Regions from separate parts of the Homo sapiens genome. Here regions 1 and 3 are each linked to region 2. The links are chromatin loops, found by intact Hi-C in ENCODE. Cell type or tissue: ascending aorta. All regions are shown on one strand.

Region 1 (8,000 bases), 190 kb after region 2:
CGGAGCCTCTTTTCATTATACAGCTGCTGTTATTATTACATTAATATTATTTTTAGGCTCTGTAAAAAACATAATAATGCCTTACTATGTCTTTTAATCCCACAGGTTTAGTGGTGTTTATGCCTCAATTTGAAAGTGGAATTTCAAAGTCCACTGAAAGTCTTTCTCTGAAGAGTGAATTGTCTTTATCCCTTAGCGTCTCTCCTGAAAGCTCTTATTTGGTGAGTAAATTTACAAGACGGGTGCTAGATAAGGGATTCATGTGGAGTTTGTCCTTAAAACACTTCTTTAATCTCTGCAGTTGCTGTGGAATTTGTGTCATTTTTGCTTGGGTGATCAGATTACATTTCATAAACAATATCCCCTATGTTTAAAAATCTTTAAACAGCCACTTGGAAGTAGCTTGACGTGGACTACAGTTAATGCCTTGTTTAATGTGGCTCCTCCGTGGTAGACAGGGCTGACAATCAACTGCATATGCCCGCATCAGACTCCTAAGTAGATTTCTATATTTTACAGAATTTTTTTCTTATTTGAACTAGTTTTTTGGTTTTCTAATATCTCATATAGGATAATTTTGGTACAACGATGGTTCTTGTAAGCTTCCAAAAATTGGAATCATTTTTATTGCTCTTTTGCCCTTGTTAAATCTTGGTTTTCTTCATCCAGAACTTTCTTTTGAGACAGGGTCTCACTCTGCTGCCCACGCTAGAGTGCAGTGCTGCAGTCTCGGCTCACTGCAGCCTCAACCTCCCAGTCTCAAGCCATCCTCCCACCTCAACCTCCTGAGTAGTTGGGACTACAGATGTGTGCCACCAAACCAGGATTCTAGAGAGATACACACACACACACACACACACACACACACACACACACATATATACATATATATACACACACACATATATATACACACATATATATATACACACACACATATATACACACACACATATATATATATATACACACACACACACACATATTCTTTTGAGACAGAGTCTTTCTCTGTTGCTCAGGCTGAAGTGCAGTGGTGCAATCTCGGCTTGCTGCAACTTCCATCCCCCAGGTTCAAGCAATTCTCCTGCCTCAGCCTCCCAAGTAGCCGGGATTACAGGCGTGCACCACCATGCCCGGCTAATTTTTCTGTTTTTAATAGAGACAAGGTTTCACCATGTTGGCCAGTCTGGTCTCAAACTCCTGACCTCAAGTGATCCACCCGCCTGGGCCTCTCAAAGTGATGGGATTACAGGTGTGAGCCATCGTGTCCGGCTGTATTTTTTAAAATAGAGATGAGGTTTCACCATGTTGGTCAGGCTGGTCTCAAACTCTTCGGCTCAAGTGGTCTGCCCGCCTTGGCCTCCCAAAGTGCTGGGTTTACAGGTTTGAGCCACTGTGCCCAGCCAGAACTTTCAAACATCAAAATTGCCAGCTCACTCTGACCCTTCCCCACCTTAATCACCCTGGGAATGACTGGGGAGAACTGGATATTTTATTTTCTTAACATGGTAAAACCCCATCTCTACTAAAAATACAAAAATTAGCTGGGCATGGTAGCGCACGTGCATCTGCCTCTGTTCACTGCAACTTGGTCTGGCCTCAGGGTTTTTTGCCCTTGCTTTTCCCTGGGCCTCTACAGTTCTGCCCCCAGAGCTTTGCCTGGCTCTTTTTTTTTTTTTTTTTTTTTTTTTTTTGAGACAGAATCTTGCTCTGTTGCCAGGCTGGAGTGCAGTGGCGGGATCTCAGCTCACTGCAACCTCTGTCTCCTGGGTTCAAGTGATTCTCATGCCTCAACCTCCCGAGTAGCTGGGACTACAGGTTCGCACCACCACACCCATCTAATTTTTGTATTTTTAGTAGAGATGGGGTTTCACCATGTTGGCCAGGATGGTGTTAATCTCCTGACCTCGTGATCTACCTGCCTCGACCTCCCAAAGTGTTGGGATTACAGGTATGAGCCACCGCGCCTGGCCTGCCTGGCTCTTTTCTAACTGTTCCTGTTCAGCAAAAATGTCACTTCCTCCAGGAGCCTTCCCTGATGTCCCCTGCCCTGCTTCAGTGGCTTCGCAGCACTGAGCAGTATCTGGAATTGTCTTTTCTATTTAATTCTAGCATTGTTTTTCCCCTCCCCTTCTAGAACAGGGTAGAATAGGAGCTGTCACTCTCAACACTATTGACAGTTGGGACCAGGTAACTTTTTGTTCCAGGGGCCGTTCTGTGCCTGACAGGGTCTGTATGTAGTGTGTCCCCGGCCTTCACTCACTGGATGCCACCAGCAGCTTCTCCTTGCCCCCCGCCAGCTGGACAATAAAAAATGTCTCCAGATATTACCAAATGTCTTCTGGGGCAAGGGGGCAAAATTGCACTGATCTAGAATTTAAGGTCTTTTTTTTTTAAGAGACGGAGTCTCGCTCTGTTGCCCAGGCTGGAGTGCAGTGGCACAATCTCGGCTCACTGCAACCTCTGCCTCCTGGGTTGAAGTGATTCTTCTGCCTCAGCCTCCTGAGTAACTGGGATTACAGGCACGCACCACCACGTCTGGGTAATTTTTGGAATTTTTAATAGAGACAGGATTTCACCATGTTGGCCAGGCTGGTCTCGAACTCCTGACCTCAGGTGATCCACCCGCCTCAGCCTCCCAAAGTGCTGGAATTACAGGTGTGAGCTACTGTGCTCGGCAATATCTGTCTAATTTTAGCTCCTGTTTTCTTAACCACTCTGCCATAGCACTTCTGTTAAAGCTATTCGGCAACAAATAAATCTTTTTTAGCATTAAAAATACAAAAAATCATGCTAAAAGATGCCCAGGGCTTCTGTTATTATGACCTATGCTTCCTTCTTGTGTCTTTAAAAACATTCAATTGTTACTGTTTATATTTTCTCTATTTTAAAATTTTAAACCATCCCCGCACAGCTTGCCTGGAAACTGTTGACACTGAAACATATAGGTTAAATTCATACAAGCTGGCCTATTATAGTCTTCCTGCAAAGTGCACAGTGAATTGCAAATGTTTGCATTTCCCATTAACAAGAAAATTAGTGTCTCTAGAAACAGTAGTCTTCTCTGGACCAGCATTAAATGCCTGTTTTGTTCTTTTCAAGTTGCTCGAGTTCATAATGGGGCTTTGGTCCTCATATCTTTTTTTTTTTTTTTTTTTGATACGGAGTCCTGCTCTGTTGCCCAGGCTGGAGTGTGCAATGGCGTGATCTCAGCACACTGCAGCCTCCGCCTCCAGGCTTCAAGTGATTCTCCTGCCTTAGCCTCCCGAGTAGCTGGGACTGCAGGCGACTGCCACCACGCCCGGCTAATTTTTTTGTATTTTTAGTAGAGACGGGGTTTTGCCATGTTGGCCAGGCTGGTCTCTAACTCCTGACCTCAGGTGATCTGCCCGCCTCAGCCTCCCAAAGTCCTGGGATGACAGGCGTGAGCCTCAGCGCTCAGCCTGGTCCTGGTATCTTTCACTTACTCTTCACAATTGTGTGTGACTTCTTTTCTGGTTGCAGGATTGGTTACAACCTCCTCCATTAAGCCTGAATTAATCTTTACTCTCTGATTCCTGGACCATATCCTTGAATGCTTGCATCCTAACATCCAGTAAGACACCTCCGTACTGCCTTTTTCATCCTGGCAAATCACAAACTGATACTTCCAGCACTTTGGGAACAAACTTCTGCTACAGGACACAAATGCATGGCTGCTAGGAAGCTCTTGGTGCCTGAAAACATATGCCAGGACTCAGAGCACAGGTGTGTGTGTGCGTGTGCATGTGTTGGATTGTTATAAATTTATTAATTTATTTTGGGGAGTTTTTGGAAAAGGTAGCAAAACAGCCTCACAGGGAATCACTACTGTTCAGGGAAGTATTAAATAGAAAATGATTGGGCTGGGCGCGGTGGCTCACGCCTGTTATCCCAGCACTCTGGGAGGCCACGGCGGGTGCGAGATCAGGAGTTTGAGACCAGCCTGGCTAACATGGTAAAACCCCTTCTCTACCCAAACTACAAAAATTAGCCAGGCATGGTGTCACACGCCTGTAATCCCAGCTACCCGGGAGGCTGAGGCATGAGAATCACTTGAACTTGGGAGGCGGAGGCTGCAGTGAGCTGAGATTGTACCACTGCCCTTCAGACTGGGTGACAGAGTGAGACTCTGTCTGAAAAAACAACCAAACAAACAAACAAACAAAAAAACGAAAAAAAAAAGAGAATGAGTGAATCTTTATGTATTTTAAAAGGTGTTGGCCAGGTGCAGTGGCTCATGCCTATAATCCCAGCACTTTGGGAGGCCAAGGCGAGCGGATCATGAGGTCAAGAGATCGCGACCATCCTGGCCAACATGGTGAAACCCCATCTCTACTAAAAATACAAAAACTAACTGGACCTGGTGGCGTGCACCTGTTGTCTCAGCTACTCAGGAGGCTGAGGCAGGAGAATTGCTTGAACCTGGGAGGTAGAGGTTGCAGTGAGCCGAGATCACACCATTGTACTCCAGCCTGGCAATAGTGGGAGACTCCGTCTCAAAAAAAAAAAAAAAAAAAGGGAAAGGTGTCAGTCTTGCTGGCTCTGATTCGGATTTCCATTTAGCCTCACAGTTCTTCAGTGAGATCCAAAGTCGGGAGGCATGCTGGTGTAGGGCAGAGGTCAGCCCACAGGTCAATCCAGGTTGCTGCCTAGTTTTGTAACTTAAAGATCATGTTTGAGCTGCATATTTGAGTAGGATTTTGCTATGCAGATGGGGAAGCAAGAACATTCTAAGATGGCCTAGCAAACTCCAGTCTGGGGGCCAAACCTGTCACACTGCCTGTTTTTATAAATAAGATTTTTAATTTGAACACAGCTACACTCATTTATATATTGTCTCTGATTGCTTTTACTCTACAATGGCAGAGACTGGATGGGCTCCAATGACTAAAATATTTACTGTCTGATCCTTTACAGAAAAAAAAAAAAATCCACCCGTGGTGTAAGGCTTAAACATTTAGGCTATGAATCAACAGCCTGTGTTCAAATTCCAGCTCCACCAACTGACTTCTGTGTAACCTTGGTTACACACTTATAAAATGGAAATATGAATTCCTCTGGGTTGATGTGAGAAGTAAATTCAGTAATCCTAGTAAGTGCTTACTCAGTGACAGTTATTATGATTCATCCAAATTAAAGAAGATTTTCAGAGGCTTCCCATAGTCTTAATGCCCTAGATTATAATCATACTAGATGTTCTCTGTCCTTATAAAAATTAAACATCTAAAATATTTGAGGAATTTGGGCAGCCACCTTTCCTGTTCCAGGAATGAAAGGTTCATAAAATACTGGCAGTACATTTTCAGTTATTTGATGTTGATTAATAGAGTCATGGAAACCTAGAAGGTCTCCAGGGGTGTGCCCTGGGACCCTGTCTTTGATCTATCCTGGATATCATTTTGATTCAGGACTAAAGAATTAAGGTTTTCAGATGCAATTTCTAGGAGACAAAATATTGGTATTACAGGATCAAGATTCACAATGGTCTCCATAGCTTCAAATGAAGGATTGGAAGAAATAAGAGAGCATTTACCAGGGATTGATGTGGATTCTGGCATCAATTATTCACTTCTGGGAATGGGGAGACTTGGCCAGACAGCAGTTCCTGGGAAGTAGTTCTGGGGCTTCTCGTTGGCCACAAGTTCAATTTGAGCCAGATGCATACAGCTGCCGACAAGCAAAGAATCTTAGGCTGCATTAATGGAGTCAGGATATGCCTTGTGGGCTCCAAGGACAATAAAGAAAGAAAACAATTTGAATGAGCTAGGCAACCCATGTTTGCAGAATGGAGGTTCGTTATGGAAACAAAGTACAATTTTTAATGAGGATCCTGCCAAAGTTTCATAGGTTGAGGGGGCGGTAGGGGAAGAGGCGAGTTGATGAGTGATCTGGGAACTATGTCATAATGAGGAATGGCTGAAGGATTTAGGGAGTTTCCCAGGAAAAGAGATGACCACAAGGGAAGAAAGCTTTGGGAAACCACTGAAGGTCTTCCGTGTGGAAGAAGGTGCCTTATTATCTCTATTGCTTTTTGGCAAAACTTGGAGAAAATAAATGTGAGGTACTTATCTTTTGCGATATCAGCTCGGCTCAGTGTTTCTTGTATCCCTGCCCTGAGTCCACTGTCTCAGCTAAGGGGAGTCCCTGGAAGCCATATTTGTTCTTCATAACCCTGTTGATAGCTGATCCAACAAGAGATGAATGCCTGCTGGAAACCAAAACAATCGAGTTCTCTACCCCAGGGAACATGGAAGTTGCCTTGAGGACTGTCAGTCGGCCTCTTTGAATAGTTGGATCTGTAAGGTATAAATCTGAGCACAAAGGTAGACATTTTCCACCATGACAATGCACCGACAGAGAAAGTCAATCTACAGTGAAAAGAATGAGGCCAAGATGCAGAGAAGCAGGAATGGAAAAGCAGAAGGCCAGGCCGGGCATGGTGGCTCACACCTGTAATCCCAGCACTTTGGGAGGTTGAGGCGGGCAGATCACCTGAGGTCAGGAGTTTGAGACCAGCCTGGCCAACAGGTTGAAACACCGTCTCTATTAAAAATACAAAAATTAGCCGGATGTGGTGGCGCATGCCTGTAATTCCAGCTACTTGGGAGGCTGAGGCAGGAGAATCGCTTGAATCCGGGAGGCGGAGGTTGCAGTGAGCTGAGATTGCACATTGCACTCCAGCCTGGGTGACAGAGCAAGACTCCATCTCAAAGGAAAAAAAAAAAAAGAAGAAAAACAGAAGGTCTTGCTGGTTGGATTATTTTATTTTGTTCATTTACTTATTTTGTTGTAGATATAGGAACTTTCTATGTTGCTAACGCTGATCTTGAATCCCTGGCCTCCTGCCTCAGCCTCCCAAAACACTGGGATTACAGGCATTCAGCCACCATGCCCAGCCTGGTCAGGTTCTTTTTAGCTTCCCATCTCCTGGTTTCAGTCCTTCCTAAGGCCTAATCACCTTCCTGGACTTGGGCTTCATGAGATATCTTTTTGTTCTTGTTATAAATTCTCCCTTTTTACTTCTGCTAGTTCAACTAGGTTTCTTCATGTACAACCAAAAGTGTCGTAGCTATATCAGAGCACAGTAGAGAGTAGCTCAGTAGATGGAAGACACGGTGAATCTGTTCAGCCGCTTGAGAGAGTTACTTCAAGAAGTTAAGGCTATGGCCGGGCGAGGTGGCTCACGCCTGTAATCCCAGCACTTTGGGAGGCCGAGGCAGGCAAATCACAAGGTCAGGAGTTCGAGATCAGCCTGGCCTATATAGTGAAACCCTGTCTCTACTAAAAATACAAAAATTAGCCAGAAGTGGTGGCAGGCTGAGGCAGGAGAATTGCTTGAACCCGGGAGGCAGAGGTTGCAATGAGCCGAGATGGAGCCACCACTGCACTCCAGCCTGGGTGACAGAGCGAGACTCTGTCTCAGAAAAAAAAACAAAAAACAAAAGAGAAGTAAGGCTATTTCCTGGGAGCACACAGGTGGAAGTGAAATAACCCTAGATAACTGGGAGGCATAATGAAAGCTTGGGCTTGAACTTCAGAAAAACTTGGGATTAATTTTAAGCACCACCACCACTTTCTAGCTGGGACCTTGGACAGTGGTCTTAACTTTTACTGAGCCTTTTTCTTGTGCAAGATGGGGAGAATACGGCATACCTCATAGAATGGTTGAGGATGAAATAAGCTACTCTATTAGTTTCCTATTGCTACTGTAAGAGATTGCCACAAACTTAGTGGCTTAAAACAAATTCAGAGGCCGCCACGGTGGCTCATGCCTGTAATTTCCACACTCTGGGAGGCTGAGGTGGCCAGATTGCTTGAGCCCAGGAGTTCAAGACCAGCCTGGGCAACATGGAAATACCCCGTCTCTAGTTTTTGTATTTTTTTTAATACAAAAAGTTAGCCAGGTGTGCTGGTGCACACCTGTGGTCCCATCTACTTGGGAGCCTGAGGTGGGAGGATCTCTTGAGCCTGGGAAGCAG
Region 2 (8,000 bases):
TTGGGAGGCAGCGCCTGCGACGGATACACACAGTCCTGCGGTAACAGTGATGTGATGCCTCTGACCATATGGTACTTGGGAAGGTCATAGCCTCTTCTGTAATTGGCCCCGGGCTGGTCAACGTCAAGGGCAACCACGCTGGACTTCAGTCTTTTTGGAAGGGGCTCACCAAATTCTGCTGCAGTATTGCTGGCACTCCGATTACAGAAATAGTCTCTTCCCGGAGGTGCCCACGGGCTGTCGTTCTTGGCGGGGTAGTCGATGGAACCATTGATGTTACTGCTGCCGAGGGTGGGCTGAGAAGGAGCTACTGGAAGAGGTTTCAATTTTGTCTCGGGTCTTTTTGTCTTATCCGGTGCAGGGGAAACACTGGTTTTAGGAAACATCTCAGATTGCTGTTGCCTGGTGGCGGCCCCTTGGACCCCCACATTCTGCTGTGGTCTGTGGGACTTCAGGTTACTTGGGGCTAAAGTGCTAGAGTCTATCCCTGAAGTCAGAGGGGCCTTGCCTGGCCCAGGAGGGCTCTGCTTCCCCTTCGCAGATGGCAGGGATTTGGACTGCGCCGGGAAAGCAGACTTGGGCTTGGGTTTACAGAAACTAGAGAGGGGAGGCACATCTTTTCCCAGCAACGCTGGCGGGCATCCGGTACGTCGACTTCTAAGCAAGGACTTGTTTCGACAGTTTTTATGAACGTCAGGATTGTATTTATGCTCCAGTCTCTGGTGCATCATTAAAACTTCTGGATAAAATGTCTTGAAGGTACAAAATGGACAGGTGATACTTGGAATCAAACTTTTACTCAAAGAAATTGCCGGGCAATTGTGAAGAGCCCCCACGGATAAATTTAAAGGTTTTTCGTGACAATCCACACTTGGCCTGTATCTGCAGTCAGCTGCGGTCTCCGTTTGCTTCTCTTTGGGGCTAACTTCAAGGTTATGGGTGGTACTGCCATCCGGAGGAGGAGTAACATCCGCCTTGGTTCTACAGATGAGGTTATTTGCCTGAGTTTCAACTGCTGATCTCTTTTTTAACAGGTCCAGGTAAGCAGGGGTAGGGTTTTTATTCACTTTATCAGCACTGTCATCAGCTGCATTTTTATGGAAATCCTGAGTATCTTTGTGTGCTGGTGAGAGGACAGCGCTGCCCAGAACATTCTGAAAAACAGAAGGCATCTCCTTAAGCTGCTTTGCAGGTGGACTGCCTGTAACATCTTTGGCACCATCAAAAAATCTTTTCAAATTTTTGGTTTGCGCACTGTCAGCGGTTAATAGTGCATCTTCAGTGTCCTGATTTTTACCATCGTTCTTGACTTCAGCAGCAACATCGGTTTGTTTTTCCTTGTGATGTCTCTCCAAGTGATACCTCAGAGATGTCTTCTGGGCTGCAGCATATTCACAAAATTCACATTTGTATGGTTTTTCACCTAAGGCAAGAAATGGCACTTTATTATAGAAGTGTATGAAAAGCACTGAAATAGATCAAATATCTATTTATTAAGAAAACAGGCTTCTTTCCTCCTTTTGCTTTCTCGATCTACTATCACATAGGATTTCTCATCAGTTCTTTATCATCCTTACTGTAATGAATATTTGAAATTATGAATGCCTATCTTCAATAGAAAAATTAACAGCAACACTTCTAACTTATTTAATCTTCCTAACAGCCCTAGGGAAATATGTATTATTCTACTTTTACAGCAAAGAAAACTAAAAGCACAAAAAGGTTAAATAACTTGCCCAAGGGTGCACAGATAGTAAGTGGAAGAGATGAAATTTCAAATCTACGCAGCCTCCTACATCATGATGTCATAGCTCCTTTCACAATCTCAAGACTACTAAATAGATTCTCATTTCATTCTCAATCATAAAGACATAAGATGCAGCATTTTAAAATACTGTAGCTTTTAATAAGATAAGAGTCAGGACATAGCAGTCATAAACTAAACAAATGAACTTTGTCCGGGCGCGGTGGCTCACGCCTGTAATCCCAGCACTATGGGAGGCCAACACTATGGGAGGCCAAGGTGAGCGGATCACTTGAGGTCAGGAGTTCGAAACCAGCCTGGCCAGCATGGTGAAACCCCATCTCTACTAAAAATACAGAAATTAGCCGGGTGTGGTGGCAGGTACCTGTAATCCCAACTACTGGGGAGGCTGAGGCAGGAGTATTGCTTGAACCAGGGAGGTGGAGGCTGCAGTGAGCCGAAATTGCACCACTGCACTCCAGCCGAGGTGACAGAGCAAGACTCCGTCTCAAAAAACAAAAAAGAAAGAAAAGAAATGAACTGCAAATAAGAACAATGGCTCAAGTTACAATGGCACTAAAAGAATAAAAATAACCACTGCAATCAACATGCTACATATTTATCCTTAAGCTAGTCCAAGGATCTGGCAGAGTATCTGAACAACAACAACAAAAAAATTAGATAACTACATAATTTAACTAATGCATGGTTAAAAAAATAAAAGTTCTTTACCTGTATGCGTTCTGAGATGAATATTGAGGTAATAATTTGAACGGAAAAACTTTCCACAATAACTACACTCTCTTGAAGATGTAAGATGTTTTATTTTTCCTCCATCATCATTTTTATCTTAAAGGAAAAACAAAAATATTTATATAAGAAGGTAGCTGAAGTACCTGAATAAGGCATGCTGACTTAAATATTCTTGACATAAACATTTTTGGAAAGCATGAAAAAATTCTTTTATATAACATCGGGTTAGAACAAAACGGCTAGACACACACCAAATGCTGTTGGAGGTTGTTTGAAGTTTTAGAGTGTTATAACATGATTTTGTTTTGTTTTTTTCTGGGTACAGCAGAGTACACTATTAAACATTCAGTTCTTCGTTTGCCTTAATCACAAGAAAGATCATTTCATAGACTGAATTGCCCGGGCAGCTTCCGGTTCTCAGTGTCTCTGAGCAGGCAGGATCTGGCAAACTGAAGGTGGACATACATACTGGCGGGAAAAATTATCTTCTTCAGAATAATTTAGAAAAATGAGCCAATTACAAACCGTCAACTTCCCAACCACCAGGGGAAAAATAAGCCGTTTAAGGTTAGGATTAAACAACTGACCACTAGAGGGCAGCAAGCACAACTTAATCTTCAACAGAAAAGAAAGTCTGGCATTGGGCAAGCACCTAGGAAAGTCTGTCAAAATTTAGCAAAGTTTTGGAAAGCAGGCTGTATTGTCCACAAACACTCATGTGGGCGAAAGAGATCTGACAAATGAAAACCTGTCCCCAAATGACAGTGTTTGGCTTTAGTTTCTGCAGGACAATAGGACAATGTGTCTCACGTGCATCAGGAGAAGTTAGAGTCCACTGGAAGGAGGACAGAACTTCAAACACACACCAGCCCTCCAAAAGACAATCAGAGGTGCTGCCGTTAAAATACCACCCCCAAAACACATGAATGTTTAAGTTTTAAATAAATGTCCCCTCACTGTAGATCATATCACTATCCACCTGTAAGACAGACACCCTTGATGATCTATATAGTGTCTAAAGAAAGAAAAAAAAATTTACTTGATCTTCTTAAGTCTTAAAAAAGCCAGGATGATAGTACAATATGATAAATCTAGACTACTAAGATAATATAAGTTTAGGAAAATCAATTCCCCAAATACAGAATGGCCAGCTTTTTTTTCTTACAATCATACCCAAACTAGCTGGGTTTATAACTGGGCGTTGTTGCAATTTCCGACTCCCAACTATGTGTCAGGATTTATGGTATGTTGCGTCATATCCAAAAAGCTATGAAATGCCTTTTCTTTAGAACAAAGGACATGACATTTCCACATCTACCTGGTTCCTGCTCTTTCAAGCATCACCTCTGACTTTACAGTTATATTTTTTAAAGGACTGTGATCTTTTTACAAATAGGCTGTTGAAATTGTCCTTGGGAGGTGGAAGACAGGGGTCAATGAACCATTTTGCAAACAGGGAAATAGTAGCAAAGAAAGGTTAAGCAACTCATAATTGGTCACAAAACAACGCAGTGGTAGAACCAGAACTCAACGCCAAGCTGGGGTGCTCCCACCCACAGCCAGGCATTCTGTCCTGCCTGATGATCTAGCCCATGTTTTCCACACCACCTACCGGTAACTGGCCTTTTCATTTCTTTCAGGGAACTGGGGCATCTCACAGGGCCCCTGCAACAGTACCGGCACTAGCAGAAACCACTTAGCTAACTGGAGTCTGTGTTTAAAGCCTCTTTTTATGATGCCATTAAGACATTAGATTTGTAGTATGCTAAGTGCTGGGTTTCCTGTGTCCCAGGAAACTCAAAAACATTCTAAAGATTTGATATACAGACTACAGTTCTCACGTCAATCACATGATCAGAAAAGGAACTGGCACTGGCTGAAGAGCAGGTGAAGGAAGAGTCCAATCAATCGTGTGGGCAAATTCATCGTGGGTCTCATACACCCAGTTTTCCGAAGAATTCAAGCACACAATCAAGTGACACTGAGAGGAGGAGGCACTTGTTTTAACCGAGGACCACTTTGACAGATGCTTCCCTAAGACCGATTCATGTTCCCATCATTCGCTTGTCAATTACGGCCTGCCCATCAGGGTCTTTTCAACTGTTTTAAGCAGCAAGATCCTCTATTCAAACAAAATACTAAACTCTGATAGGAGAAGCTCTGGCTACAGTGAGGATGGGCGCAACTCCAAACACAGGTGGAATCCTTTGCCCTAGATAACGCCCACCAGGGCTCAGGAATATTATGTGAGCATGCCTTCAGTGATCACCTTCTCTTTCTATAAATGCCACTAGTACACTGAAAATTCTGCTGAGCAAATGAGCCTTCTTAAAAATGTCTTCAGTGTGCTCACATTCCTTGTATTTTATGACAAATCATTTGGGTTCCTGAGGTACCTATAAATGGATACTAGCTTGCCAGACAGAAAGGACAAGGTTTTGGACAGCACCAAACGGCTGCCCAAATAATATTCCTGGCTCTAGTTGATCATCACTCCCAGTACCTTTTATGGCCACTAGAAATTCACTACAGAAAAAGATCAGGAACGCCAGAAAAACTTAAGTGAAGGCTAGGGTCTCTCAATGCTCAAACTATTGACATTTGGGACCAGATAATTCTTTGATGATGGGGCTGTCCTGTGCACTGTACCATGCTGAGCAGTGTCCCTGGCCTCTGCCCACTGGATGCCAGCAGGCACACCCACACACACAGTATGACAACCAAAATGCCTCCAGACATTGCCAGATACTGATTGGGAACAAAATCGCCCCAGTTAAGAAGCAGTGCATTTGGGCTGGATGCACAAGTTATTTTTTTTTTAAAGTGTGTTTTGTGAGCAAAACGATACACGTTTAAAAAATATATATATATTTTCAGAACAAGGAGACCTCTTAACTCAACCCTGTTATTACAGAAATGAGAAAATTAAGGCCCTGAGAGGTTAAATGACTTACACAGAGTGATACCAAAAAGAGCCTGGACTTGACTCTGGCTCTCCAAACCCCATTCCTGGCCAGCGTTGTCTGGAGATGGGAATAGAGAGGGGGAGACGGGGAGACAGACAGACACAGGCGGAACAGCACGGGACGGAGACAGGGCAGCTTACCCAGATGGATTCCTTCGGGAAGCCCATCCTCAGATCCGTCTTCAGAACCACCTTCCCCTCGATCCACGGCTCCATTTTCATCCAGAGGGGCGGCGAGGTCAGGAGAACACGTCCCCGGCTGCCTCCCGTCCACAGACATGGTGGGCGACTCCGCGCCGGCCCTCCGGTCCTTCTTGTGGACCCTGGAGTGCAAGACCAGCTGGTGGTAGGTTCTGAAAGCTTTGCCGCACTCGGAGCAGTGAGTGGGCTTCTCCTTGCTACTGGGTAACTTGGGATCCGCGTCCACGGAGGGCGCTTCGCCGTGGGAGTGTTTGCACTTCTCTTTCTCTTGCGAGAGGCCTGCACAACTGCCCTTATTTGTTTCTCCAAGCTCCTTCTCGGAACTCGAATCGTCGTTGTCGGTGCTCCCTTCTTGCCCCGATTCCTTCACTTCTTGGCAAATGGCAACTTTTCCTTTGGTAGCCAGCTGCCAAGCCTGGAAGGTGGTGAACGGATCGAGCTGAGGGATGCATCTGACAGGCTTCTTCCCCGTTTCAGGGTGAGATTTTGGTCTCAAGTTGAACAACTGCAGGAAGTCCTCCCTCGAGGACGGCATTCCTCCTTGTGGAGAGTCTGTCTGCGCGCTGCTGGTACCGAAAGCAGTTTTTTTGGTGTGCACCTTGCGGTGCTCAATTAGACTTTCTTTATTTGGAAATAGGAAGCCACAAACCATGCAGATTTTGTAAGGAGAGGAGATGCTCTCGGCCGCGTGCACCTGGACGACCTCGTTGATCGTTGCTGGACTACTCTCCAAGCCTTGCTGCAGTTTGCTTCTGGCCCCCGATTTGCCATTATGTGTCCGCATGTGATTTTTAAGAAACCAAGGCTCCTTGAATCTTCTTCCGCACATGTTACACCCGTAAGTGAAAGAATCTTTGTGTGTTCTCATGTGGATCTCAACATCAAAAGCGACTCTAAATGTCTGCCCACATACCTCACAGCTAAATTCATTTTCCTTGCAATTCTTTTCCTTGGGAGGTTCTGTTCGCACTTGACTTTTATCAAGCGGACTGAGATACTCTGCTTCAACCCGAAGAACTGCTGGTTCACAGAGGGTAGGCCGGTGTTGCATTAAGACATGTTTATTAAGGTCTTCTGAATGTGTGAAGGTCTGGCTGCAGAACATGCAATCCAAGGGCATATACCCCTCGATTTGGATGACATTTTTTTCTTGTGTAGCTCGGAATGGAACAACAGCGGTCCCTTTCATTGACAAGGCATCCTCCATCTCCATCGGACTGCCAAGAGAGCTGCCAATCACTTCTGGCCCATCCATGTACATTAAGAGGGATTGAGTTGGCATGTTTCCTGTCACTTTCGATTGCATATAATCTCAAAGTTCCGTTGGGCAATTTCTGGAGTTGGAATAAGGCCACTTGTAAGACTTGTCACTCACCCCTCTAACAGCCCTGGGTTCCAAAAACCAGAGCAAATATTTATTATAAAAGTTCAAAAGAAAGTGTATAGTCCTCTAACTTCTTCGAACTTTTAGGAAGCTCAGTGATGGTGTCACTGGTTCTTTCCACAAACAAGGCATACAGGGTTCCCAATGCCTCGATTCAAATATGAATCAGCACAAAGCATTAGTTCTCTTTGTCTCCATTGAATGAGTGTTTCAATTGAGCAAGAAGTCAATCCCAGCAACCTGGAGACAAGGGATTTCCAAACCCTAGAGGAAAAAAAACAGAAACGGTTAGCTACACTCAGAGCGAAGAGAAGGCTGGTGTGGGTGAGTCATACGGTCTTTTCCACGCAGCAGAGAAGGTACCTAATTCAATTGCTTCACTTTTAACTAATATATAGGGCATCCTGTTAAACGTGCTTGTTAATTAAATCATTGGCATTTTATCCAGTCAGTACACTTATTAAATCAGAATTTCATCCAGTTAAAATCCAGTTTAAATCAGTGCTTTACCGACTTAAATCTAAAATGTCAAGTTTTAGGTCAGAAATTGTTAAATTCAGCTGAATACATTTTAAATGCCACTAAAATGCACATGTGGATGCCATCAACAGCCTCCCTAAATCTAAAGACTATAAGAACTGTGAAAATTAAGATGAAAAAATTAAAACACTTTAGTAAACTATTTTAAATCCAGTGTATACAAAACAATTTAAAATTTGTTTCATATACAAACAAATCTGCATCCAAGAAATCTAAGTGCCCAAACACCCCCTTAGAGATTTTGCACATACAGAGGTCAACAAAATGAGCACAGAAATACAGAAACTTTTCCTAAAATCCCCATTCAAGAAATACTTAACACCTCAGAATGGTCACTCATCTTGGCCAGGGGAACCCTGATATATTTTGGTTCACTGGATATTCGAAACCTCAATCCACTGTTCAAATCCCAG
Region 3 (8,000 bases), 290 kb after region 2:
CCATAGCTAACCTATTAAAGAGAACATTGAAATTGGTGGGTGAAAAGGGTTAAAAATACAGCTTAGCAGTGAATATATTCGGGTTTAGCACCCTTACTGGAGGCTGTGATTTCACTGGCCTTGGAATACCAGAGGGAATTGCAAAACATGTAGATAGAATGAAGAGATAGAGTGCAGATAGAGTGGGGACAGAACAGAGTGGTAAAGAGAACCAGGCTAAGGGTGGCTACTTCCCTCTGAAGGGTGGGTCATTCTTGCTAAAGTGGGTTTCTTGGTGAATTACAGTGGCAGCTCAGAGCTGGGTAAGAGGAGAAAATGCCATCCAATAAGGCTGGAGGCAGTTTGAAAGATGAATAATATAACATGCAGTGATTTCAAACTTCACGCTTTCTTATTGAAAGTTTTTCTTCCAGTTTGGAAGGCAAGTTTCAATCGATTCTCTTGTCTAATCCCTGCTTCCTGCCAGGCTGAGCTGTTGCTGTTTTCAAGAAGAAACCTGGGCCTTGATTTGAATGCTTCAAACACTCAGTGCTCAATTAGCCCTCTTTTGAATCCTCTCTGACGGTTGGTTAAATATGGGTCGAAAGTGCTTTTTTAAAGTGGAACTGATCTTGGGTTGAGGTAACTTAATCTTCCGGGTGTTAAGACGCTGAAAAATAATGTTTTAACGGAACAATTACTAGAAGACATGGAAATTGCATTAGGCTCGTCTGTCCAGTTCTATTTTATAGACATGAACATTTCAAAGTACAAAAGGCTATTCTATAAAAAGGACACTTGGCTATTCTTTATAAAGGTTCCCCTTGTACTTTTATAGAATGTTTACAAGGTTAATAAGTATGCTTTTTTTTTTATCACTGTATATTTTAAATGGCCCAACGACTGCTCCCACGTTGATTTGAGAATCATTGAAACTGCCTGAATGGAGCAGGGGTATCCTTTGTTTCCCATTGATTTGGAAACAAAAGACTCAGGGGGGAAAGAAAAGTTTAGTTTGCTTCTGAATGCCATATGCAGATGAACGTTCTGCTGATAAAATACACCAAGGATCTGAAAACTTTTTCAAGTCTTAGAACAGGAAGGTTACTCTTGCAGTCACACTGCATGTTTGAACCTGCCTTCCATTTTTCATTTCTCCCATTGTGCCCTGGGCTACCATGGGATTACTTATGTCACACACCCAAGTCTTCGGAAAAAAATAAACAGCAGTCAATAGAAGAGAACCACCATCAAACGAGGCAAAAGTTGTCTGCTGTTTCTTACTTAGGAAATACCCCATGGACATCATCAGTAAATAAGGTCCCCCACTTTCCCCCTCATCATTTTTCCCAATTTCTCTATATCCAAGATTCCCATCCTTGGCGCTAATATTTACGACTAGAACATTCTTTATTGTTGGTGGCTGTCCCGGGCAGTGTAGGGTGCTCACCAGTATCTGGTGACAGTAGCTGTTCCCTCTACAGTCATGAAAATAAAAAATGTGAAAATTGAGAGCTGGGCACAGTGGGTTCACCTGTAGCCCCAGCTACTCAGATGGCTGAGGCAGGAGGTTCCTTTAAGCCCAGGAGTTCTAGTCAAGCCTGGGTAATGTAGGAAGACATTGCCTCTAAAATACATATATACACATATATATTTTATATACAATATATTATATATTTTATATACAATATATTATATATTTTATATACAATATATTATATATTTTATATACAATATATTATATATTTTATATACAATATATTATATATTTTATATACAATATATTATATATTTTATATACAATATATTATATATTTTATATACAATATATTATATATTTTATATACAATATATTATATATTTTATATACAATATATTATATATTTTATATACAATATATTATATATTTTATATACAATATACTACATATGATATATTATATATAATTTATTATTTATATATAATATATATTATAGAATATATATTATGTAATATATATAATCATAATATATAATATATATAATAATATATTATATATATTATATATCATATATAACGCATATAATATATATTATATAATGCATATAATATATATTATATAAAACATAATATATATAATACATACAACATATAATATATTGTATATATAATACATACAATATATAATGTATTATATATAATATATTTTATATAATATATTATATATTATATATTTTATATAATATATTATATATAATATATTTTATATATAATATATATTTTATATATAAAACTAAAATAAATGTTATATATAATGTATAAATTTATATACAAATATAATTATACATAAATATAAATATCTAGAATATAGCATATATGGTATAGATCATATATATCATACTATATTATAATATATATTATAATATATAGTATTATAGTATGATATATACTATATTTTATATTATATACTATATACTATATGATATGCATCATATATTATATGATATATAGTACATACTATATATGTATCATATATTATATGATATATAATATATATAATATATAACATGTAGGATATACACTATATAATTTTATATATAATATAGTATACATATTATATATAAGTATGCAGCCTAAGCAATATGGCAAAACTCCGTCTCTACAAAAAAATTAGCTGGGGGTGGTGGTATGTGCCTGTGGTCTCAGTTACTCAGGAGTCTGAGGCGGGAGGATCAGCTGAACCTGGGGAGGTCGAGGCTGCAGTGAGCCACGACTGCACTTCAGCCTGGGCAACTGAGTGAGAACTTGTCTCAAAAAAAAAAAAAAAAAAAAAAAGTAAAGTGTCAACGTTGCCAATGTTTCCAAGAAGGGGAGGTGGGGGGTTGGCTTCTGGTTGGGAAATACTACTTGAGAACCATCTGCCCACAGACTCCTGCTTGAGAAAAGAAGAGGTTAGTTAAATGCTCAGCCAGTTATAATGAAAACAACTGGTTACAAAATCGTACTTTTAGTCAGAATTCATAGAGTAGAACTTAAAATAGACAAAAGGAAAGGGAAATAATGCATCAAGGGACCCAGAGATCACAGAATAGCCAGCCCTTCATTTTCAGGTGAGGGCCTCTGTGGGAAGGTGCGTTCCAAGCCACACAGTTGGAAGTTGAGCGAACTGAACCAAGGCTGGGCTTTTGTGTTTGCTGTTTAAACAGTGTGTGGTTTTACTCACCTACCATAGTGCTCCTCCTACTGGTGGGCACCTTAGAGTAGGCTGAAAACAACGTGTCTCACTGTCCTTTTTTGTTTGTCTCTGAGTATTTTTCCTTATGATCTTGAAGTAACATTTACTTAATTTGCAATGAATGAAAACAGGCATGTACAGCAATCGTTTAAAAAGTATATTTTATGAGGTTTTGTAAGGATAATAGATTAAAAATTATTGTAGTGACTGTAAATAAATATGGCTATAAAAAGTTAAATTCTTTTTGGCATATAAGATACATCTTTGCTCCTTTAGTAGGTGTAGTTTACATCAACTATTTTGTTATATATCTAAAAAAGAGAAGCCATGCCCAGAACCAAGTATTCCAAGTCCTATAATCATAAAGGTAATACTAGTAATGAGTGTTTCATGTTTACTTTTTAAAAAATAAGTTTTGAATTATGAGCTGTCCTGAGCAATAGCACAGGTGGACAGAATAGCATCACAAACAGTCCTGAGCTCAGCACTCTGCTTGACTGGTTTTGAGCTCTCCTGTTTCAGGGTCTTTTCAGGTCCTTCTGGCCAGGAACCGTCTTTCCTTTGCAGGGCTCACACCTTCCTTCCTTCATGCAAGCCTCTGCTGAGATGTTATCTCTTCGGACAGGTCTCCTGACTGCTCTATTTGTAGTGAATGCAACTCCTAAATGTATTCTGTATCATAAACAAAAAGCACCCTCCATCTCCCCTGGTCACTCTTCATAGCACTTATTATATATTTGTTTGACTTATTTATTGTCTAGCTTATCCAACTAGAATCCAGGCTGTGACTCGCTGAGGGCTTTGTTTTGTCTACCAATACCCAGAAGGATGCCTGTTATACTGCAGGCACTGAGTAAATATCTATTGAATAAAAGTATTATTGCCTGGGCAAACTTTGTAGGCAAGAGCAGGCTAGTAACAGTTTGGTGTAGGTTGATGAATTCTTACACTCTGGTAAATGACCTTTGTCTTTTTAAGTATAATAATATTATGTTTAATGTTTAAATGGCTTAACACGACAAATTATATTTCCAAGAGTTAATCATTTATCCATCTTAAATAACAGGTCTTGTTTTCAGTAGAGAAAAGTTTAAGAAGAAATATAAAAAATGGCCTTTCAGCCTACTGATCAGAGAAGCCCTAGTGACACTTAAACAAGCAAACAAACAAATAAAAACACGAGTTTAGGCTGCGGCTGCTCATGCCTGTAATCCCAGCACTTTGGGAGGCTGAGGCAGGCAGATCACCAGCCTGGCCAACATGGTGAAACTCCGTCTCTACTAAAAATACAAAAATTTGCCAGACGTGGTGGCACATGCCTGTAATCCCAGCTATTCCGGAGGCTGAGGCAGGAGAATTGATTGAACCTGGGAGGCGGAGGTTGCAGTGAGCCAAGACTGGGTCACCGCACTCCAGCCTGGGTGATTGAGCGAGACTCTGTCTCAAAAAAAAAAAAAAAGTTTAGAGTTAGAAACTTAAAATTTTATGGAAAGGTACAGAATAAAAAGTGGCAGATGTTCCCCTGTGTACTTTCTTGTTCCTTTCATAAAAATAAAACTCCTGTAACTAATTTCTCATGGATTGTTCCAGAAAAAATTTTCTATGCCTATAGGCATAACTTTATCAACAAAATACACATTCTCTTAAATTGCTTTAAAGATACACACACATGCACGTGCACTTCCCAGAAGTTTCTGTAACAACCCTTGCACAATTTATACTTAGATATTTATTTGCACAACCATATTGTGAATATCACCTCCACCTGTCTGCCTGTCCCCTGTTCCCTCCCTAGTGCCTGGCACGCAGCAGGTAATGACCTATTCATTGAGTGAATAACTAAACTAGTACATCCTCGTTTAACAGAAGGCACTATGCTTTTATTAATGCACCCTGACAAACAGAATTCTTATACCACTAGTTAAGTTCTTCAAGATTCATACTCAATGAATATTGATGGTTTTTTTAAAAATTGATTTTGTTCTAGGTGCTTTCACATGAATGGGATCCTCAGGCTAATCTCCTGAAGTGGTTATTTTAATTCCTGTTCTTCAGATGAGAAAATGGAGACTCACAGAGTTAAAGCCAAATTATATAATAAGAGCTTAATTCTAGGAAAAGGTTCTAGGCCTTTGTGCCCTACTTATATTTCTAAGTCTCTTCCTTTCTGCTAGTTTCAAAAGTAAGAATGCTATGAATGTTTAAGCTTAGCTCTGAATACCAAATATTTCTGTACAGTCTGTCATGCTACAAAGGTTCATTTCAAATCTAATTAGCCCAGCAGATAAAACAAGGAGCTGGAGACTCTAAATAAACCACTAACAAACAAAAAACACCTCTAACACAAAAGAAATCTCTTGATGGTGTAAAAACTAAGCAATGTGGCTTCTAAGAACGTGGCTTCTGAACAGCTCAGAATCAAAACACAGGAAGTAAGCTGTTAATGGCACAATGAAATGAATAAAAACTATTTTGGGGGTGAACCAGAATTTGCTCTGCTATTTACTGGTTCGTGTTCAAAGTGGGGAGAGGGGCCTTGGGGTCAAGAGTTTCCCCAGTGGCCCTATTTCCAAGAAGAAATAGCCAATACACAACTCTGTAAAAAAATTAAAAAACATGGAATTGCACACTTAAAATGGATGAATATTATGATATGTAAATCATGTCTCAATCAAGCTGTTAGAAAGAAAGAAAGAAGAAAGAAAAAGCAAGCAAGCAAGCGAGCCAAATTTAATGCGGTTTTACTTTGCCAGCTGTCAGCTGGTACAGATTTTGGTCGTGTGTGGTGTGTGTGTGTGTGTGTGTGTGTGTGTGTTTAAAAAATGTGGTCTGTGATCCAGAGCATACCAGGATGTGGGAGACTCACAGGTTACTGTTTAATATTATATAGAAAACGTGTGCAGAGCCAAGGAGGGGAAAACAGTTCTGTAATTAAAAGACAGGACTAGGGCTTCCTGAGATGTAAAAATAGATGAAAAAGGTGAATCTTTTGTTCTGTGGGTGTTGCCACAACGTCACCTACTAGGGTGAAACTGCAGTGTGTACCACTCGCCTCCCACTTATAGCTGGTCCGTTGATTCCGTTGACTCGGAATAGCAGCCTTGTTCCATCTGCTGGAGTCAGAGGTTTATGGAGGCAGAAAGTGTGTGGAATTATTTCCAAAAAAAATAATCACAGGAACGGGGAGAGGGAGGGAGGAAGAGAGAGAGAAAAAGAGAGAGAGAGAGAGAGAGACAGAGAGAAAGGAGAAATGAATTTTCAGAATAGAATGAGGTTGGCTGTGTTTGCATTAAAACATTTAAATGAACACTGCAAAAGCTATAAACTGATGCTTCCTTAAGAAGAGCTGTTGGGATTGGACCAGAAAAAAGAACCTCAAAAGGGAAGGGATGGGCAGGAGGGAACTTGCTACTGAGAGGAGTAGGGTTTGCAGGTTTGCAGTTATACCTGTTGCTGTGGTTTGATGCCCCTGTGACTGCGAGGCAAGAAAAAGTAGGTGGAACGTGAGGCTCTCTGCCAGCCAAGGGGCCAGGGGAGACCCCACACACACTCTGCATCAGTGCCTCACCACAGGAAGGAGGATAAGGACAAACAAGCACCCCCTCCATGCCAAACAACAAAACAAAACCTTCTTATTCAATGTAAAAGGAAAAAAAACCCAAAAAAACAGGTAAGGTATTTCCCACTCTCCCACTTTTTTTTTTTTTTAAGAGCGAGAGTTTCACTCTTGCCCAGGTTAGAGTGCATTGGTGCAATCCTAGCTCATTGCAGCCTCAACTTCCTGGGCTCAACCAATTCTCCCACTTTAGCCTCCCAAGTAACTGGAACTACAGGAATGGACCAGGGTGGCCGGCTAATTTTTAAAATTTTTTTGTAGAGACAGTTTCATTAAGTTGCCCAGGCTGGTCTCACACTCCTGGCCTCAAAGGCTCCTCCCACAGCGCTGGGATTACTGGCATGAGCCACAGTGCCCAGCCAACTGAGGTAATTTTTTTTTTTTTTTTGAGACAGGGTCTCGCTCTGTCACCTAGGCTGGAGTGCAGTGGTGCAATCTCAGTTCATTGCAATCTCTGCCTCCTCAGTTCAAGCGATTCTCCTGTCTCAGCCTCCCAAGTAACTGGGATTACAGGCACACACCACCATGCCCGGCTAATTTTTGTATTTTTATAAGAGATGGGGTTTCACCATGTTGACCAGGATGGTCTCGATCTCCTCACCTCGTGATCCACCCGCCTCAGCCTCCCAAAGTGCTGGGATCACAGGCGTGAGCCACCACACCCGGCCTCAACTGAGGTAATTTTTTGAGAAATTCTGGGCAAATGCCCTCACTTACCACTGATCATAGGTTTAAAAACGCCAATAAAACTTGTTTATTGCTTAAGACTAGGGCAGTAGTTACCCTGCTGGGGAAGTGATAGAAGGGGGTGCAGAGGTGTCCCTTTGTGAAAACCCATCAAGCTGGATATTCCTGATTTTTCCACTACTGTGTATCTAGGAAATATTTGACTTTTTTTCTTTTACAATTTTTACAAATATTGTTTATTTTAATGAAGCTGGTGTAGACAATGTCCATTTAAAACCCGATATCCCAGGCCAAAAAGTACAAATAAAAAAGAGCAGTATTCTGTTGTATTCATTTCTGCATGTATACCTTTATTGATAATGAAAATCAGAACTTTTCTGGGATCTTCTGACAAGATTAAGAAAAAAAAAATCTTCAAATGTCTTTTCTTCAGGGAAGCCATCTTTGGAGTTAGTCGTTACTCTCAACCTTATCTGTCACCTTGACTTAACCTGATGCTCCTTT

Evidence for each region. A loop is a pair of places that touch in the nucleus more often than their neighbours do. Peaks named below come from ENCODE experiments on the same cell type or tissue, not always from the same donor. Only the 100,000 strongest peaks of a DNase experiment are listed, where the experiment ranks them.
Region 1: a loop joins it to region 2, with 3 times the contacts of the local background. A loop is called at or near these places in 10 of 110 quality-filtered maps.
Region 3: a loop joins it to region 2, with 9 times the contacts of the local background. A loop is called at or near these places in 61 of 110 quality-filtered maps.

The regions. Positions count from the first base shown.
Region 1 is chr20:53,768,911-53,776,910 of GRCh38, forward strand. No RefSeq gene overlaps it. Among named protein-coding and RNA genes, the nearest start is that of BCAS1-AS1, 140 kb to the right of the region's middle. RefSeq lists an enhancer at 5,178-6,377. In ascending aorta, no CTCF peak of the experiment used is centred here; no DNase peak of the experiment used is centred here; H3K27ac peaks cover 2,625 bases.
Region 2 is chr20:53,575,858-53,583,857 of GRCh38, forward strand. ZNF217 (zinc finger protein 217) reads right to left here. Exons shown (of 6, transcript NM_006526.3): 2 at 5,604-7,311; 3 at 2,477-2,593; 4 at 1-1,423. The coding sequence starts at 6,969. Among named protein-coding and RNA genes, the nearest start is that of ZNF217, 14 kb to the right of the region's middle. RefSeq lists enhancers at 5,983-6,774, 6,172-6,301, 6,332-6,401. In ascending aorta, CTCF peaks have their summits at 3,067 (motif pointing right) and 5,012; DNase peaks (open chromatin) are centred at 3,094, 5,724 and 7,294; H3K4me3 peaks cover 1,339 bases; H3K27ac peaks cover 4,224 bases.
Region 3 is chr20:53,866,782-53,874,781 of GRCh38, forward strand. It overlaps the pseudogene SUMO1P1. Among named protein-coding and RNA genes, the nearest start is that of BCAS1-AS1, 45 kb to the right of the region's middle. In ascending aorta, a CTCF peak has its summit at 3,208 (motif pointing left); a DNase peak (open chromatin) is centred at 3,170; H3K4me3 peaks cover 1,013 bases; H3K27ac peaks cover 836 bases.